2 separate regions of the Mus musculus genome follow, and region 2 is linked to region 1. A link is a loop called in an ENCODE intact Hi-C map of the cell type or tissue named here. Cell type or tissue: left cerebral cortex. All regions are shown on one strand.

Region 1 (8,000 bases):
GGGCCATTTCTGCAATCCTTGCCCCAAACTTAGCTTAAGTTGCCCACTGGGTGTTTTATTCTTCATACTGGCCTTTTAACTTGTTATTGTGCATCCTATTTCCGTTCTGTTATAGTTGATCTCGTTTTTCTAAGTGTTTGGGCTACATTTTGGGTGCCTTTAAAAAATGTTAAAAACCAGTGAATAGGCATTGGATACTGTGCCCAGACAGGGGTTGCACAGACCGAGTTCTGACTCCTGAAGTCTGGTATGTTCTCCTCCTACCTCCGTCGTTCTTTTCTCTCCTGTGATGCTGTACTCAGAGTCTATTTTAAGTGAGCTTGTTTGTTTGTTTGTTTGTTTGTTTTAGACATTAACAACTTAATCTTAATCAGACTTAACCCTGAGTCTTGACCTGACAAGGGATACATATTCTGAGATGAAACTGGGCATAGCAGAAAATGTCATTGGCCTACAGAAGTGTTTTCTCAAGCCCTGCCTCAAAGTTTCTCATTAAATTGAATCCCCACCCCCAAGAAGCCATGTGAGAATTTGAATACAGGGATGTTTTTTATTCACTTTGTTGGCATTATTGGCATTATAATAAAATGGCATGCCAATTTATATTAAATATCAACATTCCATCTTGAAATATATACAATTTCAACTGTATTCTTAGTTAAGGATTTCAAGCCTGACTACAGAAAATAACAGGGTCTGACACTTCTATCATGGAAATTATTATCAGTGTTTCTAATAAGCTTATATATGAAAGTTGAAACATGGGCTTGCATCTGAGTTGTGAGCAGTCCACACAACCAGGAAGACAATCTAAGATTTCATTCCATATTCTTCATGGAGCATGTAGCTCTGTGCCTTCCCTTTGTAGTTTCTTACTGGAAATATATCTCCCAGTACCTAATATTTCATTAAAGTTTCTCTCTGGTAAAATCACAAGTATTTTACAAAGTTAAAACTATATGCTATCCCTTTAAACAATACAGTGGTGTCATCAGATAGAATATTACCACAAAACCAAATGCAATGCTATTAAAATAAAAATCACAGAAGAAGCACATGCCGACATCTGCCTAAGGCCAGCCCCCTTTACTAAAAAGGAAGGTTACAAAATGCTGAGTTGCTTGAGGTGAAAGCTAAAAGCAATGATTTTATTCCAGACTTAATGGGAAGACTTGCAAGACAGTTAACAGAAGACCTTAGCTCTCTCTCAGCAAATTGCTTCTACTCAGTACTCTATTCACTTCCTATTAGCGTTTCTTGGTGAGAGTTGGTTTGCTGTTTTAGACCTTCTGTGGCCTTCTGAGACTACTCTGACTGTGGTTTCCAGAGGAAGGGCCTTTGTCATGGTGGCTGTAGCCCACAACTCCTTGTGTTATGTGATCACAAGGATGGTACTCTTAGCAAAGGCAGTTGCATTAAATGTCATCCTCACCACATTGCTCAGATTGTTAAAGCTGCAACTCTGAATTCCCGTGCTTACTGTAAACATTAAACATTATCAACACATTTATGAGTGACTTGACTTGAGATCATTAGCATGAATGCCATTCATAAATGTCAGCCCCCTATCCTGGTCCCTTCTCCCAACCACTGAGGAGCTGGGAAGTAGAAAGAAGGGAATCTCCTTTGCTCTTTGCTTTATGAAGGCAAACAAGCCTTCTGGTTTTACAAATCTATATGCTATGAATAAAGACATCTACTCCAGTGATTTACTTCTTGAACTAAGAGTCTTAATCAATGCTATTTATTATGTTAAGTTTCAGAAAATACAATTTTTGAAACAAGTCAAGTATGGTGGGCTCATACGGGAGTCTGGCATGAGGATGGCAATGGTCATGACTTTTAGGTGTCACAGGAATGCACAGCAATACTCCTTCAAATTACATGAATAAATAGATAAATCACAATACTTGTCACCCACTTAGATATACATACCAAATAATACTATTTCATGTATATATATCAGAAGATTTACAATGTAGAACACTTGAAAACATGTGTGTGTGTAATTGATACCTGACAGAAAGTTTTGTCATTTGACATTGTTCGAGAATGAGTCAAAATGTACAAAGAGTGATCTCTTCACATTTATGCACATAAATTATGACTACAACCAGAGGCACAAAAATTATCATATGTACTTTTTACTTAAGGACAAAGCATCTCTTTTGAAAATGAGCCTGAGACTTCTACAGCAAGATTGCTACAGCTTTAAATGACATTTACCAAGTTTTTTAAAAGTGCTGTCTTGGACACCTTAGGGCACAATGTGTAATAATGTAGTTACTACAGAATGTTTGATTCATGGCCAAAGAGTGTTCAGAATCCAGAGATCAGATAAATTAGATTTTAATTGGTTTTCAAAGATTAATTGAATAAATAGATAAGGTAGACTTGATCAGAAATACATTAGTGTAATACAAACTGTTGGCTTTCTGTGACTCCTGCCTTAAGATCAGACAACTGCCCCTGGCAGACAGCGTCCTGGAGCAGTGCAGGAGGATTGCCATTAACAGGCAGGATGAACTGTGATATCTACTGTGGTCATACAACCTGGGCCATGGAAGAGCAGAGATGCATCTTGTATTCTCTTCCATAACTGTTTGCAAAGAGAGTCAAGTCTTGCTAAACCGATAGAATGCATGCATACTGAATACGTTACTGTTTCATTGGTGATTATTTTTAAACAAAAATCTGAAAGGCTGCCATACAGGTGATAATAGCTAAATGTGTTGAACACCTGATTAAACAAACAAGGATAGTTGAAGTTGCTTGCAGTATCTTTTTGTAATGTCTTATGCTAGAACTCTCTAAGCTTGTCATTTTCAAACTTTCCCTTTCCTTTATTTACCTAATCTGTTTACAGAATAGATGTGTTTAAGAAATTACTCTGTTCTTTCACTCTCTTCATTCTTTCTTTTCTCCCTCTCTCTTCCAGTCTTCCATACTAGGTCTCATTGCATAGCCCAGACTGGTCGTTAGTTCACTGTGCACATGGAGCAGGTATCAAACTGCAACAGTTCTCCGTCCTCTGCTCCATGAGTGCTGAGATAAAAGGTGGGAGCCACCATTCTCAGCCTCCTGATTCTTCTTGTAATGTGGTTATAAAATGCACGTATGGAGCTCATGTGCTAATTTTAGTAGCTCGGTTTCCAGCACCAGGCATAGTGTCCCTCTTGCTGAGTGGGCCTGATTTTTAATTATACAATAGTCTGAAGAGAGAGACTTTTCTTTGGGAATGTGGCTGCTGGGAGGTTGGTTATACCCCTGTGGATGAGCCTACATCCATTTGCACATGGCCAGGAGTAATTGAACTCAGTGAGAAATCAATAATAATAGCAATTTTAATTGCTATTATGATATGAAGTCAGGAGGAAGGCAGAGTTTGATGGATTCTGGGGGGTATTGGAGACAAGCAGTAAGAAATAGGTTTTAACAAAATCATTGCATACATGAATGAAATTTTCAAATAATAAGAAACCATTAAAGAAAGAGAACTCTTCCATTTCAAAGGAGCGTTTGTCCAGGAAATAAATGTGAATGCATTTGATATGTATTAGTGTATATTCCTCTTATAGCATACATTTACATTGGAGTTTTTTTTTATCCCACAGGAATGAGCTCTATACAGAGAGAATAAAGCCACAGTATGTCATTATAGACTATGCACCAAGGCATAGAGCCATAGTCCTGTGCTTCTCTGTTTCTGGACAATGAGGTGACTACCAAGTCACCTTGCACAGCTGCTGCAGGTCTCAGCACTGTCTCTGCGAATGACTTTTAGAGCCAAATTTTTTGCTACTATTGAAATTTTAACACAAGCTTCACTAACCTTTCTCAGTGTCACTAACCTTTTTGGGTTTTCCATAAAGCCTGTGTTTAAAAGTTATTCTTTCATGTGACTATCCTTGTATCACTATTTCTTTCAACTGTGAGCTGAACTTCAACTAGTTATAATATCTGCTAATCCTATACTGCTCTATTAATGAAGTTTTTGTTTGCTTAATTTCCAGTAATAAAGGTTTTATGTAGGACCTTGTTCATGCTTGACACACAATCTACTCCTCAGCCCCATCTCCAGCCTTCTTACCACTTCTTATTTTCATATAATGTCTCACTATATCGCCCACAGTGGCTTTGAACTCACTCTAGTTCACAAAGGCCCTGACTTTGGATTTCTCTTGGCACAGCATCCTAAGTTACTGAGTAAAGGGCTGTCCTACCACTTTTAGCCTGATTGATAAAACCAGGATGTTCAATCCCAGCACTTGGGAGGCAGAGGAAGGCGGATTTCTGAGTTCGAGGCCAGCCTGGTCTACAAAGTGAGTTCCAGGACAGCCAGGGCTACACAGAGAAACCCTGTCAAAAACAAACAAACAAACAAAAACAGGATGTTCACTCTGCATGTGCAGAGTGGTTTACTAAAATCTGACACGTTATCCAGGGACACCTACACGGCTGCTTCATGGGCAACGGGATGTCTGTAATGATGTCACTTCACTAGTAAGAGTCACATGAGGTAAACTGGCATACAGGTCTTGAATACTGGGGGATGTCTACTGCTAAACCCCACAGCAGACAGAGAAAACTGCCTTGTAAAACAAGCTGTAGACATTCTTGGCTCCCATGGTACAGTTTCTCAAATTAGAATTTTGTAGTAAAATGGTAGCATTGAGCATCACACCATTTATTTAGAGCCAAGCTCTGGGCAGAAGGTTTTTATATCGATCCTCTCATGTAACCATCACTCATCCAGAAGATAAAGGACAGTTACTAACGAACTCTCAGAGTTGAAGACCATGAGCATTAGAGAAGGCCATTGCCTCATCTAGTGTTGTGAAGCCAGCAAACACCTGCAGCAGACACTGGGGCTATGACAACTCCCTCTGACTGACACACAGAAATAGAAATCCCCAAACTAGGAAGGCAGTCTTTTGCCTCAGCTCCAGTAGATGGCAGAGTGATCCAGTAACCTGCACCACAGCCTTCAGGTCCAGTGCCTTGCCAGTTCCCGTCTTCTCCTCTCAGTTTTAAGACTCCCCTAAAAGGTTGTTCTCAAGTTCTCACAAGACCCTGAAAGGAACCCGGAGGGGGACCATTCAAACACTCATAGTACTGATAAGTGCAAAAATATAGGATTCATCACTAAACCATCAGGGTTTGACCCGGGAAGACAGATACCCTGAGAGTGGGAGTGAGATGACTAAGGAGGGCGTTGTGACAGTAACATACCTCCTATTAAACATTAGGGACCGCTTACCTAAGGCACTGCATCACGGAGGTGGTTGTCACATCTCCAGCAAAAGGGGGAGGCAGAATGAATTGGGAGTCCTCTCAGTCTGGCTAAGAGTCTTAATTGTTTTCTACTTTTGATTCCTCATGTAGCAAAATTGGGTGGAATGTGCTTTGAAAAGAATCTACCAGGACTGTTGAACTTGATACAGGAAGAACAACACAGTCTGGAAAAGGGAATAAGGTTTCATTGTGTCCTAGCCTCAGAGAAGTCCTTGAGAATGAACACATAGGTCACAAGACAGCTAGCCATTCAGAAGAGAAAGTTAAGAACAATGTGACTTCTCCTGCACACACAGCTGAGCAGAACAATCCATCCGGCCTGCAATTCAGTTACTAATAAGGGACACTTAAATGACTGTGATCTAGAGAGGCAGCAGTTTCTTTGTATCACACATAAAGAAACGCCCAGAGGCAAACATGGTCCTTCAGAGATGCTAGGGTACTGTCAGTATCCCAGGTTGCTTCCATCTGGCAGCTCTGACATCATGTCTATTCTGTGTTCTGTTTTGTTGTGCACCCCAAGTCCAGGTAGGAAAAGCTGGAACAAAGTCTCCGCACCTGCTGGTAAGGTTTCCTTCTGACATCATCTGGGGTTTCCTTACCTCATTGGCAGTTCTTGTGTGTAGAAAAGCACTAGTGTTTTGTGTTTCTTTTAATCTATACACACTACTTCCCCAAACAATGTAAGTTCTGAATAAATAAAGATGGTCCTGAAATTTGATGTATTTGAGGGTACCAGTGGCCTCTGCTACAGGTCTGCCAAGATTCTAAAATGGTTTCCAAAAGTCAAAGCGAGAAAATACTGCTATGGTTTACCTAATTAGCATACAGTATGCTGAAAGATAGTTGATAAGCTGTGTTACATAAATAGTATTGGTTATGATATAATCCATGTGAATGGTTGAGATTTTTGAGAGCAGATTTTCCCATTAATTAAATGCCAGGACTAATTTGTGATAAAATAAAATTCTGTAGCCTGAAATTGCTTGAAATAGAAGCCAATGAGACAGGAAATCAGCAAATAGCTATAACTGGTTTTCACATTTTAACTGGTATTTATAGGTTATATACAATAATGAGTTTTATTATGACATTTTTTATGTATTTTGGTCATTCCACTCCATACCTCTTTTGCCCTCCTGAATTCTTTCAGATCACCTTTCTCCTTCCAACCAGCACCCATCCATTACCAGCTCCTTACTTATTCTATTGTCTATATCCATCCATTACCAGCTCCTTACTTATTCTATTGTCGACCCACTGAGTTTCACTATAGTTGTAGACAAGAGCAGGGGTTTGAGAGGCAGGATTTACAGCAGCAGAGATATCCAACGAGTGGCTACACATTGAAGAAAATGGCTTCCTTCCCTCAGCAAGGAGAAACTGCACTTGAGTCCTCAAGGAAGATATGGCCTCACAAGCCCATAACTACATTCTGTGATGGTGTGTTAATGGGTCTACTCTTTGTGTGCCTTGGGATGATTTTCATAGACGCTGAGAGTTCTTATATAACAGCCATGTTCTGCCCATTAAGAAAATGGTCCATGACACCCTAGTTCCTGCTTTGGCTGATCTCTTCTTCTGTGATGTCTCAATAAAGGCAGATTTTGATTGATCACAGGAAAATACTTACTGACGTTCTCTCAGGTACTGGGCACTGTGCAGGGAGTTCAGGAGAAACAGGAACGAAAAACATATACCGTATAGTCTAATCATTAATTCAAAAACTTCTTAAAATCATGAAAATCAAAACATCTTATTTCATTTAATTAACAAAAATAATGAAGAGAATGCATACTTTACTCAATAAAATTATGTGAGGACATGATGTTAAGATGACAACTAAAACATTCTGAGAAAGCTTGGAGCTTTGTAGAGTTTTGTAGTGTCTACTCATTTACACATTCAATAAGCTATCAAATGGTTAGGTATACTGCTAAGACACTCTGGAGAGTTTATGGTATTACTGACCTGTGGCTCAGTGCCACTGATTGAGTTAATTCAATGCATTTATTCTTAAATTATTTGACTATTTCTCCATATGTATGAGAGTTTTGCCTATGAATATGTATAAGCATCATGCATGCATATATGCGGTGCCTTCAGAAGCCAAGGAAGGAGTTGAATCCACTAGATGTGGAATTACAAATGTTTGTAAGCTGCTACATGGATGCTAGGAATAAAACCTGTGTCATCTGGAAGAGGGTCTTCATCACTGAGCATCTCTCCAGCCTCTCAGAACCATAGACTTGGTGCCAAGAAATCTAAGTTTGGAAATTGGTTATAGCAGAGGGAAAAGCAAGTACATGCAAGTGTGTTGGAAACACACAAGCTACTGAAGCACACGAAGGACATTATCGGGGTGGAGAAGCATTCATCGTAAGTAACTGTCATGTTTAATAAGTAGAGAAGGAGAGAATGCTTTCCAATCAGAATGCAGACCTGTCCTGTACACTTCATTAAGTCTGGTAAACACTCACTAATGAGCATTCCTGAGCATATTCTTCATTTCAGCTCATGTGTTGGAATTCTCTTGCAGACACAGGCTTTGCCAGTCTTAGAAGGGCAAAGACCAATTGGAGTCACTTTATATTTCTAACTTTCCTCAAAAAGAAGTTTATTGGTTTGTTTAATTATTTGTATCTTTAAAATAATAGTACTCCACATAAGAACACATTAAAATTAACTGCATATTTTCTCATCTT
Region 2 (8,000 bases), 190 kb after region 1:
GGAAACCAGGCTTCGTACTTTCTCTTCTCAAAGGCAAAGCTCAGTGTGTTTCCCACATATTTAACTGTAATGCACAAAGGCTATCCACGTTGCTACATGGATGCATTTCTCAGTGGGATTTCTTCATTTTTTCTCTGTCATGTTCCCTCTTCCTATGTCGCTCAATGTAGATAGTTTTCTCCTATGTTCAGTGCCTTCTGGCAGCCCAGAAATCCATCATACCTTTCTACTCTATCTATATATACTTTCCCTTCAGGTCAACATACAGTTCATCTTTCACTTCTACATTCCACTCTTAATGCTGTTAATCGAATTATTTACCTGGATTCAAATTCATAACAAACCTCAGCACATTTATGAATGATGTTCATAGGCATGGAGTCTAGAGTTAAAATTTTGGTCACGTGTGACTTTTCCTAAGGCGACATGAACAAGTGCCTGTTCACCCCAGACAGATCACCAGCAAAAGATCTAAGAAACTATTCCAACTAAGTCTATCTTGGTGGATCAGTGAGTTTACTGGGGCTTCTAATAGGAACATGGGTGATTCCATGGCCGCTGTTCTAGTGAAATGCTCACCCCAGACTCAAGACAGTCATATCCCTGAAGCTCTTTACCTAACTTTCAAGCAACGTCACCAAAGCGTCTCCTCCTCTAAAAAGGAATGTTTTAATGTAAGAGACATAGCTATGAAATAGATCAAGTTTCTGGGGGGAAAAAGAGTAATAATTCACTACAAGGCTTGACTTCTACTGCTGAGAAATATATAGTAAAAGCCACAAAAATGATGTTCACTCATAAACCATACTCTTGAAGATACAAATATGGCCACAAATGGTTTATAAAATTCTTATCTTGGAAATATGAGAAATCTATGCCTCACTCATTGCTTCTGTACTCCTAGCAAATTCTAAACTGGGAGCCATGTCTCCAGCATCGATGCTGTTTCTTCCCTCAGGTGGTGTAGTGTGTTTTTTTCCAAGCTCCCATTGTTTTTAATGGTCTGGTTTTTCTATAATAGCTTATTGTTCCTGGAGTATGGTCAAGGTTTGTGGGCCTGGTGTCAGGCCCTGCAGCCAGCACTGTTTCTTCTATCACAAGCTCCACTCTTCCTCCTCCACCTGCTGCTGCCACTAAAATTGCTGCCATGTCTCCATAGTCATTGCTGTTGCTGGCACTGCAGCATTGCCTCCCCCATCCACTCTTTCATTGCTGCACGAGCCTGGGCATCAGACAAATGTCCAAGAACCGGTGCAGATGGCAATGCAGCCACTTCTGTGTTTCACTCTCTGGAAAATTACTGGCTAGCCATTAAGGGGGAACATGATGAAAGGCAATGAACATTTGATCGAAAGGATCTGGGCATGTTATGCTGGATTTCCAGATTTTAGTTTTGCAGGATGAATGAAGACTGCTGGATCCTCAGAAACCTTCCATCTCTGCATTGCCTATGGGTATCTTTAGAGGAGACCCAGGACATCAGAGTGGAGGCAGTCAATCCTAGATCATTATCAAGGTCTGGAATTTAGCTTCTTGACATTCTATTTTGTGAACATGACACAGAGACACATGCATGCATAAGTACTCTTTTGTACATGTGTATGTATATGTAAGTTATGTGACTTTAACTGGGGACATGTGAACAAATGTCTCTTCATTCTGGACAAGGTAACAATAATAGATCACCATAAAAATTTGTGTGTTCTGCAGATTGTATTCAGCATATTTTTAGAGTTATTTATGGGAGTATGGGTGATTCTCAGGAATACAAGTGACTTGAAGGCAGTACAGGTGATGGCTCACAGAACCGGCGTCCCTGGAGCTGCTGCAGCCAAAATTTTCCTCTCTCCAACAACTGTTAATTGTTTTTATTTATAACATTATGGAGGACCTTGTGAATTGTGTAGCTTGCTTAGTTGCTTAGTGTCCTGTCATTGTACATTTCTTAACTTCCTGAGGCTTACAAACTTTTTTCTTCCATCTAGGCAGGAATGTTTCAATTTTGAGGGTCTAGTTACACAACAGCTTGTGTGTGTGTGTGTGTGTGTGTGTGTGTGTGTGTGTTTGTATGTGTATCACTCTCTGTGTTAATATGTATGTGTGTGTATGGTATGCATGTGTTCAAACATGTGTGTGTATGTATGCGTTGTTGCCCTCAAAACTACTGTAAGTTTTCTAGAGTAAGAGCTGATTTTCATTTTAACTACATAAACCCACAAACATGCACTCTGCTGTCAAGCTGTGGGAATCCACAAATGTTTCAACATGGAAATTATTTAAAATCAAATCAAAACAAACTAACAATAAAACAACCTTTCCCATTCATTGAATTTTTTGTTATTAAAGCTCGAAATTATTAGGAACCAAACACTTGCTATTCTACAGCAAACTACCCAGCCAGCATATGAAAAGCTCTCCCAAATGACAAGGGAAATCAAAGAAACACAAGTAGGTACCACGCCATGATCCTTGCTTGTATGTGCTTAACAGACAAGATTGACAATGACAACATAAGTTCCCCCAACAAAAATGTAGTTTATTATTCTCAACATATTAGCAAAACACACAGAAAGCTAGGATATTTGAGTCTATGCAAGTCCCAAGCTTAAACTTACACAACTTTCAATTTGAGAGCCCAGGGATTCTTGAACAGGGCATGAGAATTATGTAATGCTAAACCCAGGATAATTTGATTCTCTGTGTTATTTATTTGTTTATTTCTAGTTTGAATGTCTTCTTAACAAATGCAACCCTAATAATTTTTTCCAAAAATCTTTTAGAATTTACCAGTGGACCTAATCAGTGCATCTATAACCAGCAGTCTGAATAGCTGTTTATATGACATTAGCATTTTCTACTTTCTCACTCAGCCCTCCTTGCTAGACTTTACAACAAGATCTGTGGCTGCATTCAGTAGCCAGTCCCCTGGTACCTACTGACTGGCTGCTTCTGCTATGCCTGGAGCCAGGAAAGGTGTCACTTCAGTCTTCCTTCCTCTGCATTTCTACATGGAGATTCTGATGCCTAAGGCAAAAGGTGCTGGGCCTGTCTGCCACAATCTTCAAATGTTCACTGAAATGTTCCCAGATATCTCCAGATATCAGCCTATGTGGTTGGCTATCCTTCCTCAGTATTTGTTGTTCTGTCTAGGTGCTGTCTTCATGGCTAAGATAAAAAAAAAAATTAAAAACAAAAGAAAACCAAGAAAATCCCGTTACTGTTTTCTTTTCCATTTTTTCATATCTGTCTGTGAATACCAACTCTTTTTCCTGTACATCTATGCAAGGCCAACTGGAAGTGAGATGATTAGCAAACTACGGCAATGGCCCTGAAAGGGAAGCAGAGCTTGTGACAGTTGGAAAGGAAGGAACTCTATGGTCCTTCCTGTGAAGGATGTTGCACTGTTTCTCCTCTGCATCAGCTTTTCCTTCAGTTTCCTTTTCTCCTTACTGCTTCCTTTCTCCCAACTCCCATTCCTATAAAAGAACTAATTAGCATACCACATGCCCCAGTAATGAAGCATCACACCAAATGTAACAGTAGAAAGATAGAGAAGGCTATGGCTAATTTTGTAAAAATCAGCACCAGCTTCTGCTTCAGAAGGGAAGGTTTTATGTGGGGAACAGGCTGAGTTGTGGGTAGCATGCATGGCAGAAGTGCACAATTGTATAACTTCAATGAAATCCATAGTGCTTTCTGAAATAAAAGAGTGCATGCAATATGATAATAAGAGCACAAATTACCACTGCCCAGCTTGGCAACCTTCAACTGTCTCTGGGCCTCACTTTGCTTTTCTGAAATACCGAAAAGATACTATTGTCTCTCCCATCGGATTGTTGCAAAATTTTCATGATGAACGTTTTGAATGTTCCCGGCCACAGCATTGCTGCCAGGTAACAATTAACAATGATCCCGAGATTTTTTTGTTACTATTTCCCTCCTGCCACTTACATGTAGTTCTGCAGTATTTGTGTGTGTGTGTGTGTGTGTGTGTGTGTGTGTGTGTGTGTGTGTGTGTGAGAGAGAGAGAGAGAGAGAGAGAGAGAGAGAGAGAGAGATGGCTTTTTCCTGAAGAACATAAGAACATGCTTGACTTTTTGGCTGTTACAAGTTTACTGGTATGTTGGAAGGATATAAAATGCTGTCACAGGATACGTCTGCTATTGGAAAGGTGAATCTCCCATTGTCTTAAGTGCAAGACAAGCTCAGGCTATGCCTAGAAGAGTGAGGTAGTCTTGAAGAGCAGCTGCTGAAAGGAAGATAGCTGTGGCTTTCTCTGAGCCTAGAGTCATGCTACAAGAAGAGGCTGAGCTATGAGTGTGATTAGGAAGGGAAGGGTGTCTAACATAAAACTATGTTCTGGGGGAGAGAAAGTCATGCTCTATGAAGCATTTACGGCCACATATTTATGTCAGGCTTCTATGGTATTTTCTGCTTGTTAAGATCAGATTATGTTGAGAAATTAATTAACATCCCATTTCTGTAGCATAATCTTCTTTGTCTTAGAGGGAACCCCAGGTAGACTATCATCAATCTATATCTCTTGGCTCTCTAGGTACATGGGTGCTCTGCCCTTAATATTAGTCACTCTCAAACTTGGATTTCCAGGATCCCTTGGCCCTCGCGAGCCTTTAGGATGTGGGTTTTATCGATAGATTTGACCAGGTTAAGTATTAGAACTTAGATTTAAAAAAAAAAATTAAAAAGATATCAATTCCAGCATGAATGGTAGTCCACACTTTTAATTTGAGCTAGCACATAGAGAAAAGTAAGAAAGGAAAATCAGTTATTAGTTCCAGGTCAGCTTGGGCTACTTAGGAAAAAAAAAAAAAGACAAAAATCTAATCAAAACAAAAAGGACCAACACACTTGAACCTAAAGATGTACTGATTACATGACAAATAAGCAACACTGTGGAAAAGCAACCGTAGTCTGCAAAGAAAAATAAACATGGAAACAGGGTCTTTGTTTCCCACCACTGCAAGCCTTTTAAATGTGTGTCTTAATAAAGGACAGCTGTATTCTTGAGTCTTGCATTCAGACTATTGTAATGTATTGATTTCAGATATGCAGATAGAAAAAAGAACATGAAATTGTCAGCATCCTAAACTCTAGCTCAGAAGGAAGATCTTGTAGTTCTATCCATAATCCATGGCTTAGAATTCACTGCATGGAGGAAAAGCAACTTTACGAAGCACAGGAAAACGATGGGAGACTTGATACGAACCTCTGTTAGAACCAAAAAAATCATATGCTTGATATGATTTCTTGATATCCTCTCCCAGAGAATTGATTGCAGAAGACTCCCAACTTCTTGGGCTGTTTCTCATGGTCAGGGTCAGTTTCAGTTCTTGACCTTATTGAAGAATGAAGTCAAAGTCTATACAGATAGCTAAGTATCTAGGAAGCTCCATTCAAAGCAAAGTGACAGAACAGTTCAGATCCACTGCCAAGATTGACAGCAAGATTTCTAACTAGAGTACTTAATGCTCTTCTAAGAGAAAAGGATCTGCTTATCCTCTCGATTGCTGAATCTTACCTCTGTCTAGGCATTAGTAGAGTAACAGTGAATAGGTTTTATTTAAATCAGATGGTTGTTAAAGTGGAAAGATTCTCAGAGAGGAATATGCATACAGCTCGATGTAATTGGGGTCCTAAATTGCTAACAGGCTCCACGGAATGCTACTTGGTGTTGGGAGGATTGTGTGTAGCACTTGCAGAGAACAGTCTTGGAGAGTAAATTACCATTAGAAAAGGAATAAGCATGCATATAGCCCAAAATAAGCAGGGTTCCAGATTGCTAAGCAATTTATGATGCTTGCCTGCAATAGTACTGATGTATAAGGCCTGGAGTAAAAGTCTATGGAACTTAGTTCGAAAGTGATATTGAGAAACCAGAAGCAAATGAGCCAGGATCAAGGACCCCAATTTAGTATGTGACACCATTCTCTTATTCTGTGCATTTATGTCACTTACCATCTGCTGCTGTGTTTTCCTCGGTTTGTATGATTTTTCAATATGAAGCAGATACTAATATTTTTTGTCTACTTAGTTCTAATCACATTTAAGTGTTTCCTTGAGGTGATTCTTGATAATAGAGATGACTTGCCTATGGCTTCTACAACATTCAGCATCCATGACTGCTTGGGAGCTTTTCCATCTGTCTTGTCTTCTACCATACAAAGTGGCCCTGTGCACAGCAATGATTTCATTTCTTATCAATGCCGATTACAATTCAGTGGATCTGCAATTAGACTGAAATTCTGTAACTAACCTGTTGTAAGAAGAATTTCATTCACAATAGCCAAGAAAAGAAAAGACAAGACAAGATCATGGGATAAACTTTACTAAGGAAATTAAATACTTCTACCATAAAATAATATTAAATCATGGAGAAATAAACCAAGGAAGATACTATAAGTTGCAAAGAATTCTTATGCTCATAAATCAGAAGAGTTAATCTTGCAAAACTGGTCATCCTACCAAAAGCAGTCTGCAGATTCAAGGCAATTCCAATAAAAAAAATTTCCAGCTCCATTCTTCACAGAAATAGAAAAGCAATCTTAAAATTTCTATAGACACAAGAATAACCTCAGATATGCAGAGCCATCCTGAACTCCTCATATTGAGACCATACTGTGTTGTAATACTCTAAGCCCAATCTCAACCCTTGTCCCCTGGTGGGCTATTCCCTTCAAAGTTTTATCTCTTATTCCAGAAAAGGCTTTGGCTATTATGTGTGCCTCAAAGTAAGCTTTCAAATGCATGGCAACTTCTATCTTATGAAAACTGTGTGCCATCATGCCTTAAGATGTCCTAGAGCACTTCAGGATATAAATATGATATTTTCAGATTTATCTAGTAGCTTTCAAGAACTGGAAATAATGACTTTACATAGAATAATTTTGTATATTACAATAGCTTTAAGCAGAGAATATCACACTTTTTTTGAGAACATATCACTTTTATTCAATTGATTTTATCTACTTTTAGATAGTTTGGGGTTCAGTCTTTCTGCTCGCAATGGCTCTTATGTATTTGGGCTGAATCTCTATGTGCCAGTCTTGGTTTCCAGGGGCTATACTAAAGTCTAACATTCACATCATAAAGATGGCTGACGAAATTGAGAATTAGATGAGAATCTTTTTCCTCTAAGTTTCATTCTTTATGATTTTCAATGACTGTCTTTAGGGTATCATGCCAAGACAAGTGCAGATATGTAACCATATCCTGTGTTTTGCTGAGGATGAGTCTGTGTACCACAGCCTAGTTGTGGTCCTGTTGACCACATCCTGGAAAGGTAATACTCTTCTTTATTTTCAGATCTGAATTGCTTGGGAAAGATTGAGGGTTTCAAACTTCTCACTCAAAGATCTGAATCTGAGCAAAATCTATTTTTTCCCTTCAGAATGAGAAACTGAAGAGCAGGGGAAAGAGATTTAGAATTTAGCCCCTTCCCAGTGTCATCTGCACACATCTCTTCTTCTCTCACTCTAGTGGAGCAAGTTTAGGTGAGCTACCACCCTTGCTTAGGTTGCTCATGTCAAGAGGAATAGCATGCACACATACTCCCCACATACTCCCGCTTTTTTTTTTTTTTTTTTTTTTAGATTCCCCCAGTCTTTCCAAGTTATCCTCTTGGTTTCAGGGACCACCTGCTCCCAATCAGAGAAGACCAAGAAAGCAGGGAGCTGTTTCAAATGAAAAATATAGTATGCTTTCACTTTCCTTACTACTTTGTCATTTAGATGATGGAGAAAGGGAAGCAGGCCATGGTTTGTGTGAGTGATTCCTACCCCCCGCCCCCCAATCGCCCAATACTCATTAAGCAGTGTAGGACAGGGACTACTCTCCTATCCTCATAAACGCTTAGACCTCAACAAGGAGGGTTAGGTCCTTTATTCTCAGTTCCGGGCCTCAAGAGAATTCACCGGGGATGAAATATGCCCTTTAGTGCATCAGGTGTGACCATAAATCCAGTGAGGTTTGGTGACTCCCCC

The links. Peaks named below come from ENCODE experiments on the same cell type or tissue, not always from the same donor. Only the 100,000 strongest peaks of a DNase experiment are listed, where the experiment ranks them.
Region 2: it touches region 1 in a loop (2.5-fold over the local background); 2 of 42 quality-filtered maps call a loop at or near these places.

Annotation. Positions count from the first base shown.
Region 1 is chr6:77,569,771-77,577,770 of GRCm38, reverse strand. All of the region lies in intron 8 of Ctnna2 (catenin (cadherin associated protein), alpha 2), which reads left to right. Among named protein-coding and RNA genes, the nearest start is that of Gm38837, 31 kb to the left of the region's middle. In left cerebral cortex, a CTCF peak has its summit at 4,948 (motif pointing right); DNase peaks (open chromatin) are centred at 3,113 and 4,950.
Region 2 is chr6:77,377,076-77,385,075 of GRCm38, reverse strand. All of the region lies in intron 8 of Ctnna2 (catenin (cadherin associated protein), alpha 2), which reads left to right. It overlaps 6330415B21Rik (RIKEN cDNA 6330415B21 gene), which reads left to right and starts at 2,601. Exons shown (of 1, transcript NR_045141.1): 1 at 2,601-4,819. In left cerebral cortex, no CTCF peak of the experiment used is centred here; DNase peaks (open chromatin) are centred at 1,170, 3,044, 3,530 and 4,288; H3K27ac peaks cover 1,412 bases.